Regions from separate parts of the Homo sapiens genome. Here region 2 is linked to region 1. The links are chromatin contacts, found by Hi-C in ENCODE. All regions are on one chromosome and are shown on one strand. Each heading gives the region's core, a stretch centred on a gene start or an enhancer-like site at or near the end of the contact. The rest is flanking DNA. Distances are from core to core; before and after follow the strand shown.

Region 1 (5,196 bases), core at 1,535-4,034:
AAATTGGTTTTTTTAACTTTTGAATTGGTGAAACATACTGAGCCCAAAACTGAAAAATATTCTTAGTCTTGACTTAACAAGCATCCACATATATACACATATCTATATATATTTTATAAAAGAGACAGTTGACTGATGTATTAACACAGATGAGGATCTGTATAACTTTCCAAAAACAAGAGAAGTCAGTAAGATTTAAACACAGCAAAGATCTATGAATACAGAAACATCTTAGAGTCATAAGACAATTAGGGTAATGTTACTTCATGCCTCTCTTAGAATAAAGGTGAATCATTAAGTTTATTACATAGTCCTTGAAGAAACCAACAGGTTAAGAAGTTTGAATGGATTAGTAAATATTTTAATATGTGTTCTTAAAATGAAACCATTAATTAGCTACAACTTAAAAAGTAATAGTGATCAGCAAGTCTACTAAACCTCACATCTGGCTCCTTAGCCAAAGCAAACTGATTGTTTCCTGCTAACCATTTCCTGAGGTCTCTGACAAAGGGGCTGAAAGAGTAATTCTGAAGGGAGCAGGAGTATATGTGAAGCCACTTGGTGAACCGTCAAGAGCTACAAAAATAAACTATCAAGCTTTGCAAAAATTGTGATTAGACTTTTAAAAAATAATCCAGAAACTAAATATGAGCTGGATTTTAGATATTAGGAAATTATTAATTTTCTTGGGTATGATAATGATGCGGTTTTGTTTGTTTTTTTTTTAGAAAGGCCTTATCTGTTAAAGGGATATTTACCGAGATATTTACAGGTAAAGGGATATACTCTGCGATTTGCTTGAAAAAAAAAAAATCCAGCAAAAACAAACAAAAATGGATGTTGGGTGAAGAGATGAAACAAGGGCTGAACTTCAACAATTTCTGAAGCTGGGTGGGTGCGTATACAATGGGGTTCATAATTCCAGTATTTCTCTTGTGTACATTTATTTCTGTAAAAAAGTTTTTAAAAGTAGAATTAGGTGCACTGCATTAGTTTTGTTACCAAAGAGGTTTTTATTCTATCTTTAACTCTAACAGATAAACAAATGGGCCTATATATAATTGTGAATAAAAGTCACCATTTGTTTCCCACATACCAGAAACTATAGAATATTAATATTAATATTTGTATTTATATATTATTTAATATATAATTATATATTATAGAATATTTATATTCTACCTAACCTTCAGAAAAACTCTGTAAGACAGCTACTATAATTTCATTTTAGAGTTGGGGGAAGAGGCGTAAGGCAGTAAATGTCCAAGGTCACACAGCTGGGACATGGCTATGTCAGGGATGGAAATCAAGTCATGAGACCAATAACTGTAAAATACCTCTCTGTAGCCCGCATGTTCTCAATCATAGGTGGGAACTGAACAATGAGAACACCTGGACACAGGAAGGGGAACGTCACACACCGGGGCCTGCCGTGGGGTGGGGGGAGGGATAGGATTAGGAGATATACCTAAAGTAAATGACGAGTTAATGGGTGCAGCACACCAACATGGCACATGTATGCATATGTAACAAACCTGCACGTCGTGCATATGTACCCTAGAACTTAAAGTATAAAAAATAATAATAAAATAAAGAAAAAATACCTCTCTGCAGCAAAAAGAAAAAAAAAGAAGACATAAACGATTTCTATTAAGTCAACAGTTTAAAATGAAGGTTTAATTACTTCAATGACCGAAAAAGTATTAACATATTCGTTTAAAGAGTGTAAAATAAGCATCCTTTACGTATCTATCTTCAAGTAAGTGATGTACAGTGCCTTAAAAACAAAACATAAAAACAAAACATTCAACTTGCAAATTCTGGCTCGCAAAACCCTTTCCACCTACCCGCATGCCCGGCACTTTTTGTTAGCATCTCTCTCTGCAATGAACCGTTATTCGAGGCACGACGACAATGTACATTTTTCAATCTCTCAGAACGTCACGTCTTACCTCCCAAGTTGCATTCTGGGCTCAAAGGCCTGTAATTTGTGTGTATTCCTTAGTATAAACCACTACACTGCAGGTGCTCACCAAAATACTCGCTGCCACACCACAGGTATTCTCACACGGGTAAGGCGAGAGGCACATTTCATCACACAGGGGACTTGAACAAACTGCACGGGACATTTCAGGGGTCCTCTTATGGGCGGAGCAGAGCAGCGGGGCAAAGGCTTTCCAGCCAGGTCCCTTCTCCATCCATTTCTCCCCAGGTGCCCGCGCCGGTTCCGCGTGCGGGTCTGGCCAAAAAACCTCCGAAGCGCGCGCGCGAGCCGCAGTCGGCGCATGCGCGGGGCGGGCTTGGCGGCGAAAGGCGCTTCCTCAGCCCGCGCGGGAGACCCAGAAGTAGTACTGAGGTAGCGCTCGTCCTCCCGCCGGTCCACCACCACCGAGTGTAGCCCGGGCCCGGCCTATTTCATCAGACACAACCCCAGAGCCGGGAGCCACCCCTACCCCGGGAGCCCTTCGCCAAGCACGCAGCTCCAGACCAGAAGCAGTCGCTCCGACCCAGAGCTCCGGGTGGGGTAAAGAGATTGCTTTTACTCACCGCCTCCGAGATTGCCTCGGGATTCGCGAAAGCCCCCGAAGGGAAGCGAGCACTTTCTGAGGCTGTGAAAGGACGGCTGCTCGCTTTTCTCTTTCGCCCTTTTCCCTCACCAGAGTGCCAAATCCTCGGTGGGAAAGCCGACCCCTCCGGACAGCCCGCGCTTTAAGGCCGGGGGCTGCCGGCCGGGCTCGGAGGCGGCCGGACCCGCCCCGCCCGGGAGCCCGCGCGACGTCACGCGGGAGTTCCACTTGCGTCACGCCCCTTCCTCCAGCTGCCCATCGCGGCGGCGCACTTCGTGCCCTAGCTGAGGAGCGGGCTCTTCGGTGCGGCCCATCCCGGAGGGCGATGGTTGGGGAGGGGAGCGCTACCTCGGAGCTGCCGGGAGCTACCCGAAGAGTCTGGCGACCGCCACAGCATTTCTGAATTGCGCTGGGGAAAGCTCAAGCCGTTCTGTTGGGGGAGCATCAAGCCCTTGCGGTTCTGTGAAAGTTATCTGTACACTGTGTCTAGCTTAAGCATTTTGCAGGGAAGCATGTGTAGAGTGACCTGTACCGAATGAAGAGTTAAAATTAACTGATGGGGGGTATGGACGCGGATCCGTCTAACATAGTTTTCGGCCTTGTCGCTGTTATCTGCAGTTTAGTGATGTGACCTGACAGGGTTGTGCGGTAACGCCATAGATCAAAACGATCTGTATTTTGCTGAGGTTAAACGGGAAGTTTCTGGCAAATTTGAAACGAGAAGGAATCTCCTTCAGCATTATTTATTGGGACAACATGCTGTTAGATAATTTTTTTTAAAAAGTCCATTTTTCTTGTGGCTGTTCGTTTGAGATTCAAACCGATAGTAGGTATTCCTATTTCTCCTGATTTGTAAAAGAATCGTTTTTAGACCACTAGAAATTCTACAAATGAACAAAATAGACTAGAATCAAATATCTTTTAAACCAGTCCAGTACTTTTGTGTAATTATTCTAAGACCTGGGAAGGGATAATATTAACAGGCTTTAAAAGTTTAGTACTTAGAAATCATAAATACAAAGTGGAAAGGTAATTTTTCCACCTGTCCCACATCTTAAGGGATGAATAAATATAACTTAAAAAGTTAGTATACAGAAGAGGGGTGCTAAACCTTCTATTAGCCTGTTACAGCAACTATCATTCACTTCCCCATTTTATAAGACTTAACTCCACATTTTTAAAAGAAAATGGATGAAATTTTGACTATGTAATTTTTAACGCAAGATAGGAAACATAATTGACAGAGTGAAGCTTTTATGTTTATGACAGAAATAACCTGTAATAAGTTTGTCATTTAACAGAGTATTGAAAGAGCAGTGTGCTGTGGTCTCTACTGTGGTCCAAAGAAAAACTGAGCAGAATGACCCAACCTGTTCCTATGGCCTCTGCCTGTGTCTCACTCTCTAATCCATTTATGCAAGTCAGAAACCAAAGAGTCATCCTTGACACTTTATTCATCCCTAACTTCCATATCCAAGCCATCACGCAGTCCAATTTTACTTACTAAACATGTAAATCCATCCCCTTCTCTCCATCACTACCTCCATAATCCAAGATACTGTTATTTCTTACCTAGTCTACTGCTAGGCTCCTTTCCACATCCACGCTACCAACCACCCCTCCTAAATCTTTGTTTTCACTGGTGTTCAGAAAAAAATTTGAACTTCTATTCTCCATATATATATTTAATTTTAAATTACATACATGTACTGTTGAAAAATGGTACATGATCTAATGAAGTTACAGGCTCTGAAGTCAGACATCTGGGTTTAAATCCTGCTCTAATACTTCCTTACTGAGTGACTTTGGACTGACTGCTTAAGCTCGCTGTCCCATTTTACCTACCTGTAAATTGAGGATAATAATAGTACCAACCTCACAGGGTATTAAGATTAAATGAATATATGTAAACTGCTTAGTATTCAGATATATACTATGTGCCCAAAAGCTAGCCATAATTAGTATTTCTTAGCTAATATGATTATAATCCATTTTAAAAGCATTTTTAAAGGATAAAAAATAGAATAAAAATACATCTTCCCTCCTCCACCTTAAATTGTGTCTACTTTGAGACCACTTCTCTATACTGCAGCTACTGTGATCTTGAAAAGTAAATCTGTTAATGTCACTATGCTGCTTAAACCCTTTCAGTGGCTTCCAGTTACTCTGTGAAGGAAGCCCCTTTGAATTGCCTCTGCTACCCCTTTGGCTTTATTTCCAGACATTTTCTGTCCTCTGGTCTCACTAGACTTTTGATGTCTCCTAGGCCATTGCGTGCTATTGTCTCTGCCTGGAGTTCTCCACCAAACCTACCCCCACTCTTTGCCCCAGCTATCTACTAATCATGTTTTTATCTTATTTCAATAGTCTCTTCTACTAGATCCTCCTACAGTACCATGTAACCTCCCCATCTTACAGTTTTTATTGTTTTAGTTATTTAATTAATTCTGTCTCCCCACTGGACTGTAAATTTCTTGAGATAAAAAACCACGTCTTGGGCCAGACTTTGGGTGGCTGAGGCAAGAGGATCACTTGAGGCCAGGAGTTCAAGATGAGCTTGGGCAACATAGTGAAATCTTGTCTCCTATTCTAAAAATCAAACCAAAATAGCTGGACACAGTGGTTCGTG
Region 2 (4,901 bases), core at 1,946-4,445, 760 kb after region 1:
CAAACACGCACCCTTTGGAGAGTTAAACTGGGTGAGCCTGCATGTGCTTGTGTGTCTGTTTGGGGGTGGATCAAGTGCCCGCCACTCTCCCAAACTTACTCCCATCGTGGAATTTCTTCCACTCACCCAAAGTAGGGTCTGCGATGGGGCTCAAGCGCTGTTAGTTCCCTCCCAGCCTCGTTTTTCCCCAATAGCAGATGCCATTCACTACTCATCAAGGCCCTGAGCTTCCCCAAGGCACGAAGGTACAGATGTGCATTTAGTCTCATCCGTGGAAAGGAACTTGGCACAACAGACTCAAGTCTTGGCACAACTCGCCTCAGCGCTACCGGACTCTGGGTTACCCAGCCACAGGCCTGCAAATCCTTCCTGGGACCAGGCCGACCTCCGCGCACCCGGACGAGAAAGTCCTGAAAACAGGGCCCGAGTGGAGCAGCTGCTCCACGTCCCCCGTGCGCCCCAGCGCTTTGGACCCGCACCCCGAACCTGAGGCGCGACCCTTACCTGCACTGGGACCCCGGGGCACCGGGAGCGGGGCTCCGGCGCGGCTCTGCAGGCTGTGCAGCACCGGGGTCTCGAAGGGTCCGGCGGGCCAGGCAGGCGTCAGTGGCGCCCCCACGTAGGGCGAGTAGGGGCTCGGATGGTGGTGGTGGTGGTGGTGGTGGTGGTGGTACGTCCCGTTCAGCGGCCGCGCGGCCGACAGCGAGCTGTACTGGGGCTCGCGGCCGCCCATGGCCGCCAGGCTACTGCCGCCGCCGCTCACGCCTCCCGCGCCCCCACTGCCCGCCGCCGCGTAGCCTCCCGGCTCCCGCGCGGCGCCGTTGGCCATGGGCGGGCTGGGAGAGTAGGGGAAGCGCGCCGAGACGTGCGCCGCGGCTGAGCCAGCGCCGCCAGGCCCCGCGGCCCCGCCGCCAGCCGCGCCGCCTCCGCTGCCGTATGGAGGGCTGTCGGCCGAGGCCTGAGGCCAGCCGGGGTGCGCGCCCGCGCCGCCCGCGTGGTTGGCTGGCCCACTGCCCGACCCCTGCAGGTGGTACGGTAGGCCGGGCAGCATGGAACCCACGCGGGTGGTGGGCACGTAGACCGGGGAGCTGGCCGCCGCCGCGGCTGCTGCCGCCGCGGCCGCAGAGTGCACGAAGCCGCCGGGCGCGCCGTCGTAGGCGGCCGGACCCTGGCTGGAGAGAGCGGCGAGGGTCTGGTACATCTCCTCCGGCTGCTCGGGTGCGAAGGGGCTCAGCTTGGCGCCGCGGCTGGACCACAGCAGCTTGCTGGCGGTCGCGGCTTGGTCGAGGTCAGTGAACAGCAGCAAGTCCTCCCAGCTCGACAGGTTGCCCCCGGGGCCCGCGACCCCAGGCGCCGAAGGTCCGTGGGGAGCCCCGAAGGGATGCGAAGCGTAGGAACTGAGCAGCAGCGAGCGGGCCGGGGGTCCGGCCGCCGCCTCCGTGTCGAGCTGAGGCGTCCCGCAGTTGCTGGCGCCGCCGGGGCCCCGCTCTCCGCCCCGGGAGCAGGAGGAGGACGAGGAAGAGATGGGGGAAGGCGGCGTGGAGGGCTCCCGCGCTGGAAAGGCTCTGGAGTCGCTGGCGTCCGCACCCGCGGCCCCGAAGCGCTTCGGCAAGCACCAGCCGCCGTCAGTCAAGGCCATCCACGGTCCGGCGCCGCTCCAAGCTGACGTCTAGCTCCTGAGGTGGGGTGGGGGAGACGGGTATGGTAGGAGATCGACGGGTTAACAAGAGCGTAGGCTGCACGCTACCTCGCCTCCACTCCTTTTTCTAGTTCAAATGGGATCTGACTTCTCAAAGATCCCATTTGAGACTTCTCAAAGATCCTATTTCTGCCCCGGGCGTGGAGATCAATAAGGGAGGGGAAGGGAGCCTGCGCAGCCGCCACAGGGCCCTGGAAGGGCTGGGATACCAGCCCTCCCTCAAAGGCACCGCTCCGGTCCCCGCGTCCTCCCCGCCCACCCCCTCGGCCGCATCCTTTCTCCGTGCGCGCGCCAGATCCCAGGGGTGATCTGCAGAAGCTGGCTGAGGCTTTCCTTCCGCCCTAAAGTGTCTCCCCCGGGCTGATGACACACAAAAGAATTTAAGTAGCTGTGCGTGTCGGCACCGCCGCATCCCGCCTCTCTGCGGATGCCCCTCTCCCGAAATGCCTCGGGGTGAGGGTTCCCCACGGGAAAACCCTTCGCGTAAGGAAGGCAACCTGTCCCCGAAAACGAAACCGCCGCGTTCTCCTATATTGGCTCTCCCAGAGCTTCCCGGACTGCGCTGACCAGCCCGAACGCGAGCCCCAGAGAGAAATGCAACTCGGCCCAGGGAAAGTGGGACGCCAGGGCGGGGGCAGCAGTCTGGGTCCTTCCCAGCAGAGGCAATGCGGAGAGCTTGTGGGGCGGGAATCGCCAGCCCCACCGGCGTCCCCGCGGCGCCGCACACCTTAGACACGGCCCGCGCCTGCAGCCACCAGCGTGCGCGCTCACGCCGGCCGGGCCACCCGGCCCACCCCGCGGTCATCTCCAGCAGCAGAAACGCCGGACCGTTCCGGAATCGGACGTAGCGGGGTGGAGCGGAGAGCAGAGAAAAGGAGGGGGAACGCAACGGGCTGGGGAGGGGGGAGCGTGAGACCGCCCCAGAGCCGAGGCGACCCCAAATGGGAGAGCAGGAAGAATGACAGGGAGACTCGGAGCGAGTGGGGGAGGGAGGTGAAATGCAGCCGGGCTGGCCTCCTCCAGGCTGCTCTTCCAAATCGCCTCGGCTCATCGGAGATTACCACACTAAAATTAATGCCCACACACAGACCTGGCTAGATAGCAAGAAAGAAGTTTCTCTGCCTGCCTAACTACCGGCTCCCGCCCCTTTGCGCCGAGATAACTCGGAGATAAGGCTGCGCGCAGATAAGCGCTTCGAGGAGAGAAAAAGAGACTAGAAGTTGGTCCGCGGTGTCCCGGGAGCCTGGGAGCCGCCTCAGCCCGCCCGGAGGGAAGGAGGGAAACACCGTCGGAGCCGACCGCGGCCTGGAGAGGGCCGGAGAGCCGGAGGCCAGGGGCCCGCGACGAGTAGGGGTGGAGGGGAGGAAAGCGGGGAGATCGCGCGAGGAGGAAGCAGCCGAACCTCGGGCGGGCGCTGCGCATGGAGAACGGCCGCGGCGGAGGGTGCTCCCAGGCGCGGAGAGAAGCCGAGGGCGCCAGCGGGCGAGCGCGAGTCCGGGGTCTGCGCCGCGCTGCTGGTGAATAAAAAGGAGAGAGGAGGCGCCTCTTACTGCTCTGCCGGAAAACTGCAGCCTGGGCTCCTGATTGGACTCACCGAGCCCTAAACAAACAGCGCTCGCCGAAGGGTGCCAGGCTGTGGGTCGGAACTGCGCTCAGCGAGCAGCTGGGCGCTGGAGGTGAAGAGGAGGAGGAGGGATCGAGGGGAGGAGAGAAAAGAGGGTGGGGAGGGGACGGCGAGGGGGGAGGGGAGCGCGCCGCCCAGGCAGACAATGAGAGCCGCGCTGCCTGCGGGCGTGGGCTGAGCCGCAAGCCCTGTCCCCGGAGTGGGGGCGAGTCCACCCGGGGGGCACCGAGCCCAGGGACCCCGGGGGAGGGGCGGAGGCCACAGAACGCCTGACCTGGCTAGCGACCCGCACCCATCCAGCGGCGGTGCACCCTCCCGCTCCCGCAGTCGCACACACACACCCACACGAGGGAGGGGGAGGGAGCCTTGGCACGGGAGGAGTTGGCAGTGCACAGTCCCGCGCCGCCGCCGCGGCGGGAGGGGCGCTCCAGACCTTGGGTCAGCACGCCCCCAGAAGGAAGGGGGAACGTGCTCTGCGCCCCCCCGCCCCCCAACCCCCGCCTAGCCCCTTCACAGCAAATGCGCTTTTTGCCCTGAAGTTGTGTGAGACCGACCTTAAACTTTCTCCGACCCTATCTCGGGATGCTACGGCTCAGGTCGTGGTGGTTTCGGGAACCTCAAGACAACATTCCCCAGCTGACCTTTGGGAACTTTAACTCGGGTCGTCATGTACGGAAAGGTAGTCTATGGGGTACGCAGAATGGAAAAGGGCTTCCACATCAGTCGTGTCCGAGGACGCTCTCCAACTTTTGATGTCCCTGGAGAGTTTCTGATATTTCCCTGGAGAGTTTCAGGTAAGTCACAGATAAGTCACTGCGAAGAGGGGGTGTCACCTTCCCTGGACCCAGCGCTAAATGCTGCTTCCCCACCCCCACGTTCATATACACACCCCCTCTTCGCTCCCTCCAAACAGTTATCACAACTCTGTACAAACTGATACGGTCCCTAGCGGGCAAAAGGGACTGGAAATGAACGTCGCGGGGTTATCAGCGCCGATCTGTCAGCGGCAACTCGCGCGGCCGCAGGCTCGTCCGCTGCAGGAGCCGTGATATATGTCTCGCTCCCTTTCGCTTACAGAAAGGATTTCTTCCGACAGACGTGACCCCAGAAGGCTGCCGAGGGAGACTTTAGGACAAGAGGCGTTGTTTTTGTGAGAATGAATTTTTATACTTTACCCCGACCCCACCCCCTACCCCCCGCCCAGGTAAATCCAAGTAAATGATTTTCTGAAGGTCGGTCTCCTAGAAAGCGTTTAGGCTCTGGTTTTTTGTTTTGTTTCTATTTTCGTGTTTTCCCAGTTAGGGAAGGAAGAGGAGCCTGTGCAGAGTTGAACTGGGGTGGAGAGGTGCCTTGTAAAGTATGGTTTCCAGAGATGGTGAGACCTCGTAGCTAAGCGTTGTTTCCTCTGCACGTAACTGTGAGTTGTGAACTTGTGGCTCCTGGGGGAGCGGGACAGGGCCTGGCAGTGCGGGGGAGGGGGCAAGGAATTCAGGAAGTTGGCGAGAATTCTTCGTTTTTCATTCTTCGTTGTAAATTGCTTCTAAACACTTCTGAATTTTAAATTGCTACCGAGAAGGT

What was found. Hi-C counts contacts between places; a loop is a spot of excess contacts on that map. Pooled maps may share reads with other maps.
Region 2: a loop to region 1 is called in a map of heart right ventricle, with 10 times the contacts of the local background. The contact joins the promoter of GATA6 here to the promoter of RBBP8 in region 1. A Hi-C loop is called at or near these places in 4 of 168 maps with a recorded cell type or tissue (ascending aorta, chondrocyte, heart right ventricle and 1 more) and 8 of 50 pooled maps.

Annotation. Positions count from the first base shown.
Region 1 is chr18:22,930,916-22,936,111 of GRCh38, reverse strand. RBBP8 (RB binding protein 8, endonuclease) reads right to left here and starts at 2,784. Exons shown (of 19, transcript NM_002894.3): 1 at 2,548-2,784. RBBP8-AS1 (RBBP8 antisense RNA 1) reads left to right here and starts at 2,348. Exons shown (of 5, transcript NR_198963.1): 1 at 2,348-2,524. It overlaps MIR4741 (microRNA 4741), which reads right to left and starts at 2,763; the gene lies at 2,674-2,763. RefSeq lists enhancers at 1,991-2,040, 2,401-2,530, 2,214-3,054 and a silencer at 2,661-2,740.
Region 2 is chr18:22,167,883-22,172,783 of GRCh38, reverse strand. GATA6 (GATA binding protein 6) reads right to left here and starts at 3,195. Exons shown (of 7, transcript NM_005257.6): 1 at 3,102-3,195; 2 at 505-1,676. The coding sequence starts at 1,639. It overlaps GATA6-AS1 (GATA6 antisense RNA 1 (head to head)), which reads left to right and starts at 3,816. Exons shown (of 2, transcript NR_102763.1): 1 at 3,816-4,117; 2 at 4,401-4,901. RefSeq lists enhancers at 55-939, 940-1,825.